Linked DNA regions of Mus musculus: region 2 is linked to region 1. Evidence: chromatin loops called from intact Hi-C (ENCODE). Cell type or tissue: heart. All regions are shown on one strand.

Evidence for each region. Hi-C counts contacts between places; a loop is a spot of excess contacts. Peaks named below come from ENCODE experiments on the same cell type or tissue, not always from the same donor. Only the 100,000 strongest peaks of a DNase experiment are listed, where the experiment ranks them.
Region 2: it touches region 1 in a loop (2.5-fold over the local background); 2 of 42 quality-filtered maps call a loop at or near these places.

Annotation. Positions count from the first base shown.
Region 1 is chr3:68,490,093-68,498,092 of GRCm38, reverse strand. Iqschfp (Iqcj and Schip1 fusion protein) reads right to left here. Exons shown (of 11, transcript NM_001113419.2): 5 at 2,836-3,519. Schip1 (schwannomin interacting protein 1) reads right to left here. Exons shown (of 8, transcript NM_001113421.1): 2 at 2,836-3,519. Among named protein-coding and RNA genes, the nearest start is that of Gm22073, 54 kb to the left of the region's middle. In heart, CTCF peaks have their summits at 2,615, 3,810 and 4,019 (motif pointing left); DNase peaks (open chromatin) are centred at 2,842, 3,942, 4,742, 5,402 and 2 weaker places; H3K4me3 peaks cover 4,699 bases; H3K27ac peaks cover 5,301 bases.
Region 2 is chr3:69,000,653-69,008,652 of GRCm38, reverse strand. Ift80 (intraflagellar transport 80) reads left to right here and starts at 4,083. Exons shown (of 20, transcript NM_026641.2): 1 at 4,083-4,221. Smc4 (structural maintenance of chromosomes 4) reads right to left here and starts at 3,915. Exons shown (of 24, transcript NM_133786.4): 1 at 3,563-3,915; 2 at 2,440-2,577; 3 at 1,286-1,464; 4 at 533-724. The coding sequence starts at 2,572. In heart, CTCF peaks have their summits at 2,553 and 4,383; DNase peaks (open chromatin) are centred at 2,672, 3,182, 3,742, 4,072 and 1 weaker place; H3K4me3 peaks cover 4,366 bases; H3K27ac peaks cover 3,648 bases.

The DNA of each region.
Region 1 (8,000 bases):
CAGTAAGTAAACCTAAAAGGATTATTTTAAACAATTCCCAAATCCAAACCAAAACAGAGGTAAGATCCCTGAACTTTCAGCTAGATGTCCCGTCTCTGGGTTTTCCAAACAGAATCTCTCTGTGTAGCTTTGGCTGTCCTGGAACTCACTCTACTATCAGGCTAGCCTCGAACTCACAGAGATCTACCTGCCTCTGCCTCCCGAGTGATGGGTTTAAAGGCTTGCACCAGCTCACCCAAAATAGTGGGGACTCATAAACAAAACTATGCTATCTCGCTAAGAAAACCAAGCAAAAGTGGGGGCAGGATGAAGGGCGCTCTCACTCCGCTTTAAGAAGGGGGGCCAGGAATAACCTCTCAGAGCTGGTGAGAGCTGAACAGTCTGGAAGAATCAGGGAAATAAACCAATAGAGCAACTGAAGATGTAACAGCAAGGACAAATCCCTGAAGTGGTTCTTGGATTATACAGTAAAGAGAACTTAGCCCCTTTGTTGCATTTTACAGCCTCCTGCTGCTGATGCACCCAGCCCTGTTCATGTGTTGACTGACATACATCGTTCTAAAGAGAAGCACAATGCCAGTGGACTAGACTGCCTCCTTCAAAGGTAGGCCTTCTACGCCAAGCCAATTATTTGCTATTCTCCAGTTCCTGCCCAGATGGTTGCTTACTCCAGGCAACGATAAACAGAATTTAAATGCTGTTTTCAAAACTTTTATAACAGAAACCCAGAGTAACAAACTTTAGATGACCATACAGTGCATACACAAACCCGAAAGTCATAGAAATCACCAGGCTTTGTGTGACTGTGTCTGTATGTACTGCAAGGTTTTTAAGCATTAAGGTGACTTCATGGATATCTTAGTTTGAAAACACCATCCTAAGCAAACATGTAGTAATAACTTTATTCAAACACAAACCAAAGCCGGCCTCCTGTGAGATAGCTCAGCACGTTAAAGCACCGCCAAACCTCATGACCAGTGCTTAATTCTCACGGCCCACAAGAAGAGACTCCCAAAGGCTTTTCTCTGACCTCCGCATGTAAATCATGGTACATACATGTGCCTTACCGCAACATGTGTGTGTGTTCTTTAAACTTCTTTAAAAATTAAAAAAAAAAAAAGTGCAATGACTTCTAAAAACATCAAGAGCACACATCTTTAGAAGAGCAGGGAGCCTGAGAATCTGGGAACAAGGAGGAAGAAACTCCAAATTGTTGTGGAAGGAAGGAAGGAAGGAAGGAAGGAAGGAAGGAAGGAAGGAAGGAGTACCTTAGGTTTTAACAACTGCCTACCATATCAAGAGGATGTGTGAGCACTGGGTTGAGAAGGGTTCTGTCCCCGCAAGCCTTTAAATGTCAAGTTCCCAGAGGGCAGACCGTTTACCCTATCTCACCTTACCAGACTCTTAGCCCAGTTACAGCTATGTAACTGCTGATCTTCAATCATTGCTCAAATCCTGGGAGTTTAACTGGGAGAGGATGTTTCGTATCGCAAGGGACAAGAAATAACATTGGCTTAATGGAAAGACTCCACGTCTGTGGGTGGCATGGCAAACTTATAAACAGCTGGGATTAAAACGAGTGTGTTAATTTAATAGGTCATCTCTCAAGGGACACTAACCAATGGGCTCTGTCAACCAAGGGCGCTGACAGACACTGTGCCAATTTCTCTGTGAAACTCTGTTACCACCCCCCCTCACCCCCCAAGTCAGAAGTGCATGCACCCAATTTCCAGGAACCTGGGAGACTCAGAGTAGCCAAATTACACCTGCGAGGCAAGCATTTTCCTACACTGTCACACAGCTGTCACACACAGAAAGCAGCTCATTTAAACTGTGCCCTTCAGCCCTATTTAGGGATATCACTAATGATTTCAAATTACAACTGTTGCTTTATCTTAAACAGTGATAAAAGGGAGAGCTACGTTCATGGTGCTTTTCTTTTAAAGTCATTTATCTGCTCTCCTCTCTGGGGCAAAAAAAAAAAAAAAAAAAAAAAAAAAAAAATGTTGAGACAAGTACAAACCTGCCTGAGCTTATTATAGATGCAGCCCTCCTTCTCTCCCTCCTTCCGCTCCACGCCAGCACCCCTCCCTGTCTGGCTTTTCCAGAATTGAGGCAGTAGCCTCCGGTAAGGAACTATAAGTGGTTCTTTTATCAAAACAAGAAGGGATTCGCCGACAGGGAGTGAGTCAGGCAGAGGCAGCAACCCCCTCCCTCATCCTGGCAGTTCAATTCACCCAGTTCCTCCAGGTCAGCAATCGCTCAGGTTTCATGGAAGAAAAGTCAGAGGAGGGCCTTTAATCCATCCAAATCCAGGAGCCGGGATGGAACACACCCGCTTGTCAGATCTGAGGTGTGGGCAGGCGACTGAGTTCATGTGCACAGGCACTGCCTGGCTCAGGGGGAGATGTGAGGGGAGACGCTGGAAGACCCACGAGGATGGACAAAGCCACAACTATTATAGTGTGAAAAAGCCCCCGCAGGCACTGACTTCGGTCAGGAAATCTCCCTAGATTTATTTTCAGGCAAGTGACTCACAACCTAGTCTCCATAAGTAATTCCATCAAAATGAGTCGCGGGTTCCTCTAGCCCGACTTTCTGCTGCCCTCTGGCTGCCCCTCCCTTCTCTCCGCCCATCCTGTAAACCCAGACAGCTCCCAGACAGAGCAAGCGTACCCCAGGGGAGCAGGAGGCAGGCTCTCCGGCCCAGCCCCCACCCTCGGGAAAGGATGAATGGGGCCACCCCCGGCGAGAGCGCGGAGAAGGGGCGTGTGGGCTGCGCGCGAGGTGTGTACGCGGGTGTGCGCGCGTGGGCACGCACCCGGGCCAACTTACAGAGGTGGAGTTGGTCCTCGCCTGACCCTGGTTTCGCACCTCCTGCTCCCGGAACTGCAGCCCGGCCAGATGCTTTTCCAATGCCTCCCAGTCCATTGGGGGCGCAGGGGGTTCTTCCGGGACCCGCGTCCCGCCGTCCGGTGGCTGAAGGCAGAGGCCCCCAGATGCCCGGTTTCGGCCTCCGCGCCGGCTCCCTGGAGGCTGGGTCTTCTGGATGGGTCGCCGGGGAACCCGAGAGGCGTTCGGCCGGCCAGCTACCACCACGTTGCCATTGTGCCTGAGGTCTTGAGGGTCGTGCGGATGGAGGTTGCCGTTAGGCATCGGGGACGGCATGGTGGTGGCGGCGCTCCTGCTCCCGCTGCCGCTGCTGCCGATCCTGGCGCTCACGTCCCCCGGCTCCCGGGCCGGACAGCCGTCATCCCGATACCCTCGATCGTCCTCCTCTTCCTCCTCCTCCCCGTCCTCCTCCGGAGCCCACTCATCAATCACCTTCTTCTGGTAGACCGGGAAGGGCTCTTCATAGTCTTCCAGAGCAGACACCAAGTCCAAGCTACCCCCCGGCGACGATGAGGATTTGCACTCGGAGCAAGGGGTCACTTTGGTGGAGTTGGATTGTGAGCTGGCGCGGCTGCTGCTGCTGCTGCCGGCGTCACTGCCTAGATCCATCCCATCCTCTCGGTAATCCTGGGGAGGGGGGAGGCAGAAAGAGTGAGTGGCCGGGTAGAGCCCACTGTTCCGGCCGCCCGCTGCCCACCCGGACCTCCCCGCGCGCGGCGCCGGCCAGCCGTGAGGTGCGATCGCCCTAAGAGGCCTTGGGGCGGGAGCCAACAGCAGCCTGAGCTGCCTCCAACCCTCCCCGCACAAGTTGACTTCCTCCGGTTAACTAACCCGCAAATTAGCAAAGGGGTGCGCAGCCTCGGGCGCGCACTTTTCACCCTCATAGCCCAGGGGCGCGCACGGACTTTGTGTGAAGCATTTTACGCCAGGCGCCTCCTAGCACTCCACCCCAAGGATTCTCCCAAACACTTTCCCACTGAATTCTGATTCCCTGGGGGCGGGACCCAAGAGGGAGGCAGAATCTGATTTCGCACCTCGCGGGGGCACTGGGACCACCCCCAACCTGGCCCCGCCCCGCTCCGCCCCGCCCCCTCCCGGCGGCCGCTGGGAGCCCCGCGCCGGGCGAGCTCAGCTTTACTTTCTAAGGAACCGCAGTTGTCGCAGGGCACATCCCGCCTGCGTGCCTCCTCGGCCAGCCCCTCTCGGGAAGGATGGGCACGGGGGCGCTGTCGGCCCACGCCTCAGCAGGATGGCACCTCTCAGCGCTTGGTTCCGTCAAAGGTGTGCGGGGCCCGGGCGCGCAGCGACTGTCACTGCAGGCGCCGCCGCCCTGGGGAAGGGAAGACGCGCCCTCCCGGCGGCGGCGGCGGCGGCGGCGGCAGACCGGGTCCCGCCACGGAGCATGCCCAGAGGCTGCGGGGTGCGGCGCAGTCCGCTCGCCCGGTTTTCCCCGCCGGAGGCTGGAGCTAGAAGCGGGCTGGGAGAGCGCAGCGAGGCGAGGCGAGGCGGGGGAGGGAGGGTAGCGGCGCTAGGTTTACAGACCTCGCTGTGTGGGAGGACCGCGCCCTGGGGAGGGGGTTGTGTGCTGAACGCACCTCAAGGCCTCTTGGCTGGGCTCTTTATCCAAGCAAAGCCTCCTGGAGGCCCGCACGGACCCGATGCCTCCCAGTCCACGCGGAAGTCCCCAAGTGACCCTGAGAAGGACCTCCTGTCATCCTCACAGGCAAATACACATGCCGAGTAGGAGCTCAAGTGACCAGTGGTCAGGCCCTGTCATTTCCTTTCCACCTTCCCCCTGGCCGCTTCCTCTCCCTTCACCGCGCCCTGGTATCCACTTCCAAGTTCAGGCAGTGGGTGGAACCTGTTGCTTTTGCTCACGTTTCCTTCCCCTTCCCAGAGGCACTGAGGATGACCTCAGCGAGGTGTGTGTATGGCTAAGAAAGGGAGTGTGAGCTGAGCGAGGACTGTTAATCTAAAGTGGAGGTCAGAAAGGGGTGGAGATCTATCCTGAAGGTGGGGCCAGACATCCCTTCCAAGAGAACACATACAGAAGATTGTAAAGGAGAGAGAAAGGCGGTCCTGAGTGGTGGTGCCCCTAGTACCTTGGCTGGCTTTGCTTACTGGTTTTTTCTTTCAGGAAATTGAATCCAAAAACCTATGGGAAACATTCCAAGACCATACACGGGCTACCTGAACTGGCCAGACCTTCTTTTTAGGAAGAAGGTTCGATGCGATGTGAAACTATTTGCTTGGATAGTGTAGACGGGCTACAGAATACCTTTTAAGGACTAAAAATTTCCTCTGAACAGTCTTGCCCTGTAAGATGTTAGCTAGGAAATGCCTCCTCTGCGGTGAGAATAGAAGAGTGCTTAACTCTACATTGAAATGGAGAGTTTCCTTGGACTACCAGATTTAGGCCTGTAACTGATTTATTCCAGCGAGACTAGTCTGGACCAGACCCCAAGCCTTGCTTGGCACCTTCCAAAAGGAGGGGCAGAGGCATGCTTGGGATTCCTGGGTAGGGAGTGGCTGCCACCCGGCCTTCAGCCATTGTGGCTCTTGTGGGGGCCTTGGTGCAGAGACCCTTTGTCTCAGTGATTTCCTCTTAGGTAAGCTCCTGGTCAGGAAATGTAATCAAACTTTTTTTTTTAACTTGTCTGGAAGCAGCAATCCTGTGAATAACAGGAAAAGAGGCCTCTAGTCTGTCCAGCGCTTCAGTCGAAAGGGACTGGTTAGGACTTAAAATACAGTTCACGTGAACATCTGTAAACAGCCTGCTTAGTGCTCCAAATTTGTTTTGATCTGAGTTGCAGTGGAGTGAGTGCTGGCTGCCTCTGAGGGGTATGGATGTGGTCCTGTGTTCTGTGTCATAGATGGGAAGTATTATTGCTTAGAAGATCACCATGAGATATCACAAAGCTTAGGTCAAAAACAGCCACCTAGAGGGCTGGAGAGATGACTTAGCAAGTAAAGTGCCTTCTGTAAAAGCCAGGATCTGGGTGCTCCCTGTAGCCCTAACATGCTGGGGTTGGGCATGGAGACAGGCAGATCCCTGATAGTGGGAGTCAGGTTACCCCAAACTGCAAGCCCTAGGTTCAGAGAGAGAGAGAGAGACCCTGTCTCAAGAAAAAGAATTTCAAAATAAGCTGAAGTAATAAGGCGATGTCAAACTCTGGCCTCACACATTCCTACATGGGCAGGTGTACCTGAATGTGCATATATACACACATGCATACACACATATACACACATATACACACATGCATACAGAACACACACACATACACAGAGCTACGTACTCTGTAGCAGATGCAGGTAGACAAATATTGATCAATTGAGCCTTATGGTGACAGCCCAGCTTTTAAGCACCAGGACCTCCCGAGCCACCCACCCCCACACACCGCTGCCAAGCTCTCACGCCTCAGGAGCTCTGATGGAAGTGATCAGGAAATGTAAAATGAAACCTAAACGAAACATTTGGCAAGGTAAATGGCACTGCCAGAAATGCGTGGCATTTCAAAACTGGCTGTAAACATCTTGGAATTGATCTCTACTTTCACATTATTTTCTGACCAGATAATCTGGATCAGATGGGAAGTACCAAGTCTCCCTTTTCTCCACTCTCCATGGGAAGTGCTTGGCCAGCCCAGTTACCATTCTGTTTCCAGGCTTCCAACCCCTGCCAAGAACGCTCCCACTTTGGAACAGGAAGGCCCACCAACTTTAAGGTGGCAATAGTGAGCAGCTAGGTCCAGCAGGGTGGAGAAATGATTTGCAACGTGTTCGGAAAGTCCCGTCTTCTTCCTCTTTGAGGAAGATTCCCTCAAGTTAGTTTGCTGCTTTTTTTCCTCTTAGATCTATGCCCTAAAACCTCCACGAATCAGAAATCAGAAATGTGGGACAAGAGAAGAGGCCTACTTACAGAACCTTTCCTGTCAATCCAGTGTTGTCATTTCTACCTAGATTAAGAGTCCCTTTTGACCACCCACTGACCTCACACCAAGTACTGCACTCTGAAGTAGTCCTGACCATTCATTGTATGCAGCCAAGCGTAGCCTTCCTGGGAGTGCAGCTCTCTCTCCCTGACCATAGAAACTCCACAAGGGTCTCCTCTAAAGGGTCTGCTTCCCATCACCACCTGCAGCTTCTACAACTGACTTTTTTTTTTTTAAATGGTAATATAGCCGTCTTTCCTGAGGCTATGCCAGTGTCTGGCAAACACAGAAGTGGGAGCTCACAGTCAGCTATTGGATGGAACACAGGGTCCCCAATGGAGGACCTAGAGAAAGTACCTAAGGAGCTGAAGGGGGCTGCAACCCTATAGGTGGAACAACAATACGAACTAACCAGTACCCCCAGAGCTCATGTGTCTATCTGCATATGTAGCAGAAGATGGCCTAGTCAGCCATCATTGGGAAGAGAGGCCCCTTGGTCTTGCAAACTTTATATGCCCCAGTACAGGGGAACACCAGGGCCAAGAATTGGGAGTGAGTGGGTAGGGGAGCAGGGTGGGGGGAGGGTATAGGGGACTTTCGAGATAGCATTTGAAATGTAAATGAAAAAACTACCTAATAAAAAATTGGAAAAAGTTAAAAACAAATGGTAAGTCTCAGCTAGCACAACTTTCTCCTAGAAAGTTTGGATTCTTCCTGTTCCCCTGGGTCAGAGGACATTTCTCTGAGTCCATGGCTTCCACTGCAGTGTGATGTGCACTCTCAGTATTGCTGTTTAATCGGCTTCTCTACTAGCCTCATAGTAAGAATTACATTTTATATTAGAACTCAGGTCACACATCTGTATCAAAACAAATGTAAGTTTCATGAAACCCTTATTTTGTGAGTATCCTAGTCTAGGGTGCTAGAGGTGTGGTTCAGGGGTCAGAAGGATGAACTAGCATACCAGAGGCCCTGAGTTTGATCCCCCAATCACTTTGAAACAGGGTTTTGACACAGGCTTAGGCAATCCAGAGTAGGAAGCCTCAGTTTCAGGCCTTCATGCGTATCCTTGGCCTCAACCAAAGGTTCCAAATTTTAGACCTAGTCTCAAAATTCTTGTTCTAACTTATATAAAACAAGGCATAACTGTATCTTTATACCTTGCTATGGTGA
Region 2 (8,000 bases), 510 kb before region 1:
GTAGTTAAATTTCTTTATATGTAAAACATCCCCACCAGCATCCAATTATCTGTTACTTTACTATGGGCACTTATTTTTTAAGGTTCTTTTCCGTTGCTTTTTGAACCATGAATTTTTCTAAGCTATTAAACAGATGCCTGTCCCCTACCATTTCAAAACATACTTCATCACGGTAGTTCAAACCTTAGAAAATTTCATCTCTCTCTCTCTCTCTCTCACATAGCTACTAATTATTACATTTTAGAGTCAATTATTGCATTTTAAAAATTAAAATGTTTATCCTAAAGCAAAAAAATGTACAACTTTTCAAATGAAGCCCATATTTATAGTGAGTGAATGCTGAATTAGCACTTAGGGCCCCTACATCACTGTATTCTTCCAAAAAGCTGAAGTAAATATGTTCACAGAAGCAAAATCCATTTCTTATTGCTCTAATTATACACAAAGTAAAATAAAGAACAATTCAGATCTACAATAACAAAATGTGGCATGTTTCCTTTTCTTGCTTGAAGGTGCAAGTAGAAAATCTTACCTTATCAATTATCTTTTGAAAATGAACTTCTACAGTACAACTCTGAATATCCTTGTGTTCATCAGAATTATGTATCAGTACCGATAGCTTTTTAGACCTTATTTTTTGTGCTCGATAGCCAAACACAAAAAGCATGGAATCAATAACATTGGATTTTCCACTGCCATTTGGTCCAATAATACAGGAAAAGCGCTGCATAAAAGTAAATTTTTAAAAATTTAAATAGTCACACTTAATACTAATTTTAAACTACTCCATAATTTAATTTGTAATAAAAATCAAAGGTATCATTAAAAGTTTTCATTAGAAGATAAACACTTTTTCTTTCTTTCTCTTTAGAAATAAAAGCAGTTTATTAAGAAAAGGAAAGCACCCTAGGAATGGAGTGGGCCAGGGAACTGAAGGAAAACACAATCTGAGTTTTCTTACATCATGTTCTTCAATAGCACAAGCTTCACCATTTAAATAAAAACCACCTTCAAATTCTAATCCCGACATTTTACAAAACTCATTAGCACAGTCAACGGGGAAAACATTCCCTTCTAACAAAAACAGATTCCATTCAATATGCAAATATTGCTAAAGATATACCAAAGACATCAGATAAAGAAAAACTCATTCCTGTTGTTGAAGTCACAGGCAACATACTGTCTGTGCGTCTATGAGCATATGTGTGTAAAGAGTCAGGACCGTTAGAACACTGAAATATCTTGTAATTAAAGATGTATTCCACGTTATCTGAGCAGGCAGTACCTTATGGAAAGGTCCCAGAACTTTCTCTCCAGCATAGGACTTGAAGTTTTGGTTTACAATATGAGTTATCATGAGACGAGGAGCTCCAGCTTCACTGGCCATGGCTGGAGGTGGGGGTGGAGGGATACTATTCAAAATCTCCTCTAAACTTCTGTTATCCAGCTCCTCACCTGGAGGCTCTAGGTTAAGGGAGAGGCAAAGAGGGGAAAGCCTACATTAGTGTAATTAGTTGAACGTCTATCATCTGCTAGTATTTAAAGAACACAATGGAGGGATGTTACTTAAAGAAACCTAGGAATTTATCTTCCATACAAACATATCCTAAACTCATGGGGATGGATAATCCTTCAGATTAGTTTTATGTAAAATAAAATTCGTGAAAGCAATCAGACCAGTCACAAAATGTGTGGTATACACATTGTACTTAGAGGAGTCAAAATACTCAATATACCATAAAGAAAACCTTGCAACAAACGGATTCCCTGATGCAGGAGATGCAACCCTAACAATCGAAAATCCAACTCTCCACATGGCTCAGCTTAAGAAACTCACAAACTTCAGTAACATGGTGACAGGAATTTCACAGTAGCTCTTAATTTCTACCCTCCGCCTGCTCTACGCTCTCAATTATACCTTCTCTTTAAAGGCAATCTAGGGGGCCCAGCAATTTTTTTCTTGTGTAGAACCCAAGTTTGGTTTTCAGCACCCACAATGGGATGCTCGAGGTTCATGCCCTCCAGGGGCACCTGCACTCATGTACATATGCCCGCGTCACCCAACACTGACACACTTTATAAAGTAAAAATTAGTATTGCGCCCCAAAAGACAATCCAACAGTAAAGGGCGAGTCACGCAACTCCACATCACATTCACTCCAGTCTAAGGGCGCAGAGGCGCTCAGCACCCATGCCGCTTTCAGCGGAAATATGAGAAAGAGGTCAGTACTACTCTAAAACACAGAAACTCACAACGCAAGTTTTCCGCTCACTCTCATATCTTCCAGAACCGTTAGAGCAAACTGCATGGAATTCCTCTGAAAACCAAAGAACGGCTTTCCGGAGCTTCCCAAATCAACCTGTCGTCGCCTGCGCCCCGCCACCCTCAGAGGGTCTCCACAGGCTTCCGACGCACGGGGATCCCGACCTGTCACTCACTTGCGGGTGCAGCGCTCTCCGCTTCGCCGGCCGGTTGCTCCATCTCTTCGTCGCTGTGGGCACCGTCCTGGGAGGGCGGCGGCCCTTCCTCCTGGTGGCAGGCAGTGGAGGGCTTGGTGCCCTTACGCCGCATGGTGGCTGCGGCAGAAGAGTCCCGAGTCAGGTCGGCCCGCAGCTCGCCGCTCAGGCCCCGCAGCAGCAGGACGGGCTCCGCCCAGGACCCACCCCGCCACCGCGTTCCCCAACGCCGCTAGCCAGTAGCGGGTCCCTAGGAAAGTGGCTACTAGGAACCCAGCAGTGGCAACCGGGCGGGACGGGTTTTCCCACGCCCCAGCTACGTGGGGAAACATAGCCGCGCCTGCCATCGCGCCCAGGACGGAGGAATTCGCTCAGGCCACCCCCGCCCCTGTGGAACCATCTCATAAGAGAAGGACGTCTGCTGACAAGTCTCCTCCCGTCGGGGCTGGGGAGTGAATGTGCTCGGAATCGGGGAGGGAGGGAGAGAGGTACAGAGTGGGAGAGAGAGAGAGAGACAAGTTCGTCCAGCTTCGGGGCTGCGTGGCTACTCTCCAGAGCAGCAGCGCCTGCCTGCCCGGGCGACTTGTCAACCCCCTCCCTTCTCCCCGCCATTTAGGTCCTGACGCCCGGACGGCCCTCGGAGAAGTCCAGGTCTCTTTTCCTCATCGCCCCAGCGGAGAGGATGGCCGAAGCCGGAGTCACCCGCCACACACTGCTGAACTGGACTCTGGCAGCGTCTGCTTGGGTTGGGTCACTTTCCGGGATAGTAGGGGGTCTAACCCTCCCGGGTCCGGGGCGGAGTCCCGATGGACGACAGTGTAAGCCATGCCAAGTGCCCAGGAGAGGCTCTGAGTGGGGCTGCAGTCCCCTTAGGAGACAGGACGGATCGGCCTGGGGGAGGGGACGCTCTGGCCGAGCCAGGCTCGCTGCCTCCCCCAGGAAGAGGCGCCGGAGCCGCCGCCCGGCCGCCGAGGGGGAGGGGTGACAGGCACGGGAGCTCGCCGAGCCGCCTCCGCCGCTCCAGCTCCAGGCCTTGGGGTTGCGGGCGCCCGCGGGGCAGGGAGGAGAAAGTGTGACAACCTGATCTAGAAGAGAAGGACTTCACCTGTCGGCGGGTCCACTCCGAGCCGGGCTGAAATGGTGGCACGGCCGACCCCCCGCCTCGCTCCTCCCGGTGTCTCGGCTCCGGGTCCTTCACTCGAAAATGGCGCCTAAAATCCAAACTCGAACGGAAATTCGTTACAAACGCGCGCAAGGGTTTCTGGGACCCGCGAATTTGAAAAAAAGTGCGGCGAGTCCCACCGCCATCTTCGGGCCGTTCGGGCGCATGCGCGGGCTCTACCCCAGGGACCGTGGCGCCGAGGGCCAAGTTACGACTGGGAAGGGAGAGCAAGCAGGGCTACGTCCTTTCTGTGGACTTTAACAGAAATGAGAGTTTCGCACTTCTAGAACGACAGCATTTGAAAAACTGGAGGAATTTGAAAAAGAAGGAAAAAAAACAAAACAAAACAAGCAGGGTCCCGCCTACAATTGTAGGCGGGTCCAAGTTGCCCAATAACACCTTCCAGGGAGAGGGCGGGCTCGGTTAGGGGCGGGGTCAAGAGCCCGCTCGGGTGACTGGCACCTAGCAAGTATCGCGGGAACATGGCAGGGGGAAACGCTCGCAGCGCTTAGAAATCACTATGGTGACGGAAAGGTCGGGAGGCTATTTGGTAACTAGTTCGAGCTCTGAGAGCAGTCGCCACCGCTTTCCTGGAACTTGAGGTAAATTTCTTCATCTCCAGAGCCTTTGAAGAAAGGGCTTGGAAGCGGTAGCGGTCATTAAGACCTAGCTTCTCTTGGTTAGATGGGATGAGCTTTGCGGGAGCATCAGTTATTTTCCATCTTCTTCCAGCCACCAGGGTGTTGATCTTGGGATGTGGAGTTTACAGGTAAAGCGAGGAAACCGGGATTATTGAGTTAACCTTGTAGTCCATTTATGAATAACAATGATTTTTGAACTATTTTGTGTAAGTGACACTACTGAAAGGTGTTGAGTTTAAATAACCATTTGGCCAGCAGGGCTCCTAGTGGGAGAAAGGATTCGCTGGTGATAACTAGTTACCGTTATGGGGGAATTAGTTCATAAGTAGCATTTGTCTTTGTTACACAGTGAAAGGAATAGCAAGGGTTGTTAAATGGATGCGGCAATTCCTAATCCCGAGCGGTTTAGTTTCCTTAATGGGCTTTTAACCTGAGTTTGAGGATAATGATGGTTGGGACAGAGTTTCTGACTCTCCGAAAATTGTATACCAAGTTTTGTGTGTTTTGGCATTGTTTTCCTGAATGTTTAGTGACCCTATAATTTTGAAAAACGGTCTGTATCACTCATCCTCCCCAATGTTAAAGAACCGCTGATTAATTTCGCTGCCCCCAGTAAGTATTTATACAGCAACTTTTAAATTGAGAGCTGTTAGCCTTTCTCTTTTTTTTTCCTCAACCTATTTAGGGTTTGGCATTTTAGAGCACCAATAAACCTTTTTTTTTTAAAAAAAAAGATTTATTTATTATTATAATCTAAGTATACTATAGCTGTCTTCAGGTGCACCAGAAAAGGGTGTCAGATCTCATTACAGATGGTTGTGAGCTACCATGTGGTTGCTGGGATTTGAACTCAGGACCTTCAGAGAAGAGCAGTCAGTGCTCTTAACCACTACTGAGCCATCTCTCCAGCCCACCAACCTTTAATGAATGAATTTACATTGTTCTAAAATATATTATGGCTTTGAGATGCCTAACACTTAGATTCAGTGATTCTCAGGAAGTGCTGGAGAGGACTACAAGTGTGGGAGTCTGGAGGAGTTTGGAGATTGGTGTGGTTTGAATAAACGTTTGCTAATATAATAATGTACCTTTATATTTCTAGTTGAAAATAAATTGTCTTCATAAAATAAATGTCACCATGAAGCTCAATGAATATTTTTTGGGGGGGGTATGGAGGACTAGTAGGAGTACCAAGAGGATAAAGGGATTCTTTTTAGGGGCTTCTGGAGTATTTTGTATTTTCAGAGGTTCTAAAATACAACAAAGCTGAGCGGAAGAGATACCTGCTATGAAAGAAGTAGACTGGGCCAGGGGAGATGTGTGGTGTTAGAAGCACTTACTGCTCTTGCAGAGGACCCAGGTTCTGTTCCTAGCACCAACATGGCTCTCAGAACCGTCTGTAACTCCAGTTCCAGGGATTCGGTGCCCTCTTCTGGCCTGGAGAGAGACATGCATGTGAACCACATCATGCAGAGAAGACACTCATACATGTAAAGTAAATGTAAGAAAAAGGTAGAATAGACCATATGGGAAGGTGTATATGCTAGTCAGAGCAGAACTTACTAGAAAGCTATAAGTAGGAAGCAGGAAGGCTGGAGAGACGGCTCAGCAGTGAGGACCACTGCTGCTCTCGCAGACCTGGATTTGGTCCCCAGCACCTATACTGAGAGTTTATACCTGCCTGTAACTCCAGTCCAGGGGACCTGACGCCCTTTTCTGCACAATGGTGGTGCTCGGCACACACATACGTGCATGCAGTATACACATTAAAAGTTAGAAAACAACCCTAAATCCTATTATTTCTTTGGATGTAGAATTGGGCAGTTTACTCATCAAGTGTCTCTGGGAATGTTAAAAATCAACAGATAATGTCTATCTCAGAGCAGTGTTTGTTCATCTAGTATACATAAGTATTTGATATTACTATGTGATGGCATTTGAGGAAGAGTAATTTAGGAAGGATCTTGAAAGGCAAATTAAGAATATAGCTACAGGCTGGGTGTAGCTTGGGAGATGAGGCAGGAAGTTTGCCATGCATTTAGAATACCTGGGCTATGTGTTGAGTTGGAGCCAGTGCTATAGAGTGAGAGTGTTTTTTAAAAAAAAAAAAAGGAAGACTTCTTAACAACTGAAATGGGTTATGTTGTTACAGGGAAAAGAAATCAGTCATAGGTTTAGATAGATCGATATTAAACACTCTTTCCTGAGTAGGGAAGAGTGCCTAGGCAAGAGAAAGGAAAGATTCACGGTTCTTTTGGACAGACTACTGCTGTTACAGGTTTTGGTGGTTAAGAGTATAAACCCTTAAAGACAGTCAAGTGCCGTTCTTTATGGATCTCTGAGTTAGTGAAAAGGCAACAGGTAAAACAAGCAGTAGTGCTGGCCACTGAGTCGGATGCTGGTATCAGTATGGAAAGTCTTAACTAACGTGGAAAGGAGTGGTCTTCAGTAAATCACTTAACGACAGCCTCAAATTTAAATGAACTTAACCATGCCCTGTCAGAACAAACATCTCCCTCCCTCTCTCCTTCCCTCTCTTCCTTGAAACAGGGTCTCATTATAGCTCAGACTAGCCTTGAATTTCCTATGTAGCCAAGGCTAGCTTTGAATTTCTATTTATCTGGACTTCGAGGCAAGCATCATCATGCCTGGCAGCACAGACATTTTTATAACAGCTATAAACTAAGTTGCGTAATGAAGAAGAGATATAACCGAGAGCTATAGAGTAGACGTAAGTCGGAATGTGAACATGATGAAATAGGCATTTAGGGATTAGGGATGTAGGCTTGGTTGGTAAAGTGCTTAAAGAGGCCCTGGATTTGATTCTCAGCTCTGCATAAAACCTATCATGGACAGTATACTCCTGTATTGCCAGCACTCAGGTGGACAAGGCAGGAGTAGAATAAATTCATGATTATTTTTCACAGCTAGTTTAAGGTTAGTCTGGACTATTAAGCTTCTGTCTCAGAGAAACAAAACAAATCTGTGTGTGTTGGTCCAGGCCTTCTAGCACCTGGGGGGCAGAAGCAGGTGCATCTCTGTGAGTTCAAGGCCAGTCTGGTTTATTATATTACTGAGTGTGATTAAAAATGTCAAACAGTATTGGGGGAGGGCATAGTGCAGTTGCAAGCGCCTGCTTTGTACCCAAAAAAGGTGAGGAAATAATTATCACTTCTCGTTGAGTTCTTCCTGTTATCCATCACTTATATATCTTCTTATATATCTTCCCAGAGAAGTGTTTTAGTACCCGCCAGCTTAAATCTATAACATCTTTTTCATTTGCACACAGGGATTGAATTGTATTTTACAAAAGTTTTGTAGTATGTGTACACGGTATGTGTATAGGCATGCTAAGGCACACATGTGGAGATCAGAGAACAACTTCGTGGAGCCCATTCCCTTCTTCCAGAGCCTTTAGGTGGGTTCTGGGGATTGAACTCCGGTCATCATGCTTGTGTGACAGGTTCATTTACCTGATGAGCCATCTTGCTGACCCTAAGTTTTATAATATTGCTATACATCTTGCTTTTCTTTTGAATATTATAGTTATCTTTCTATATCAATAGATAGCCCATTTGAAAAATAATTAATGTAGCATTGTATTTCGTTGGTGCAATATGATTCTTCAGTTTTGGTTGAATTAAAGATCACTGGTATCTGGGTGGTTGGGGTGTGTACATGCTTGTATGTGTGTGTGTGTGTGTGTGTGTGTGTGTGTACGTGTGTGTGCAGGTGCTGAT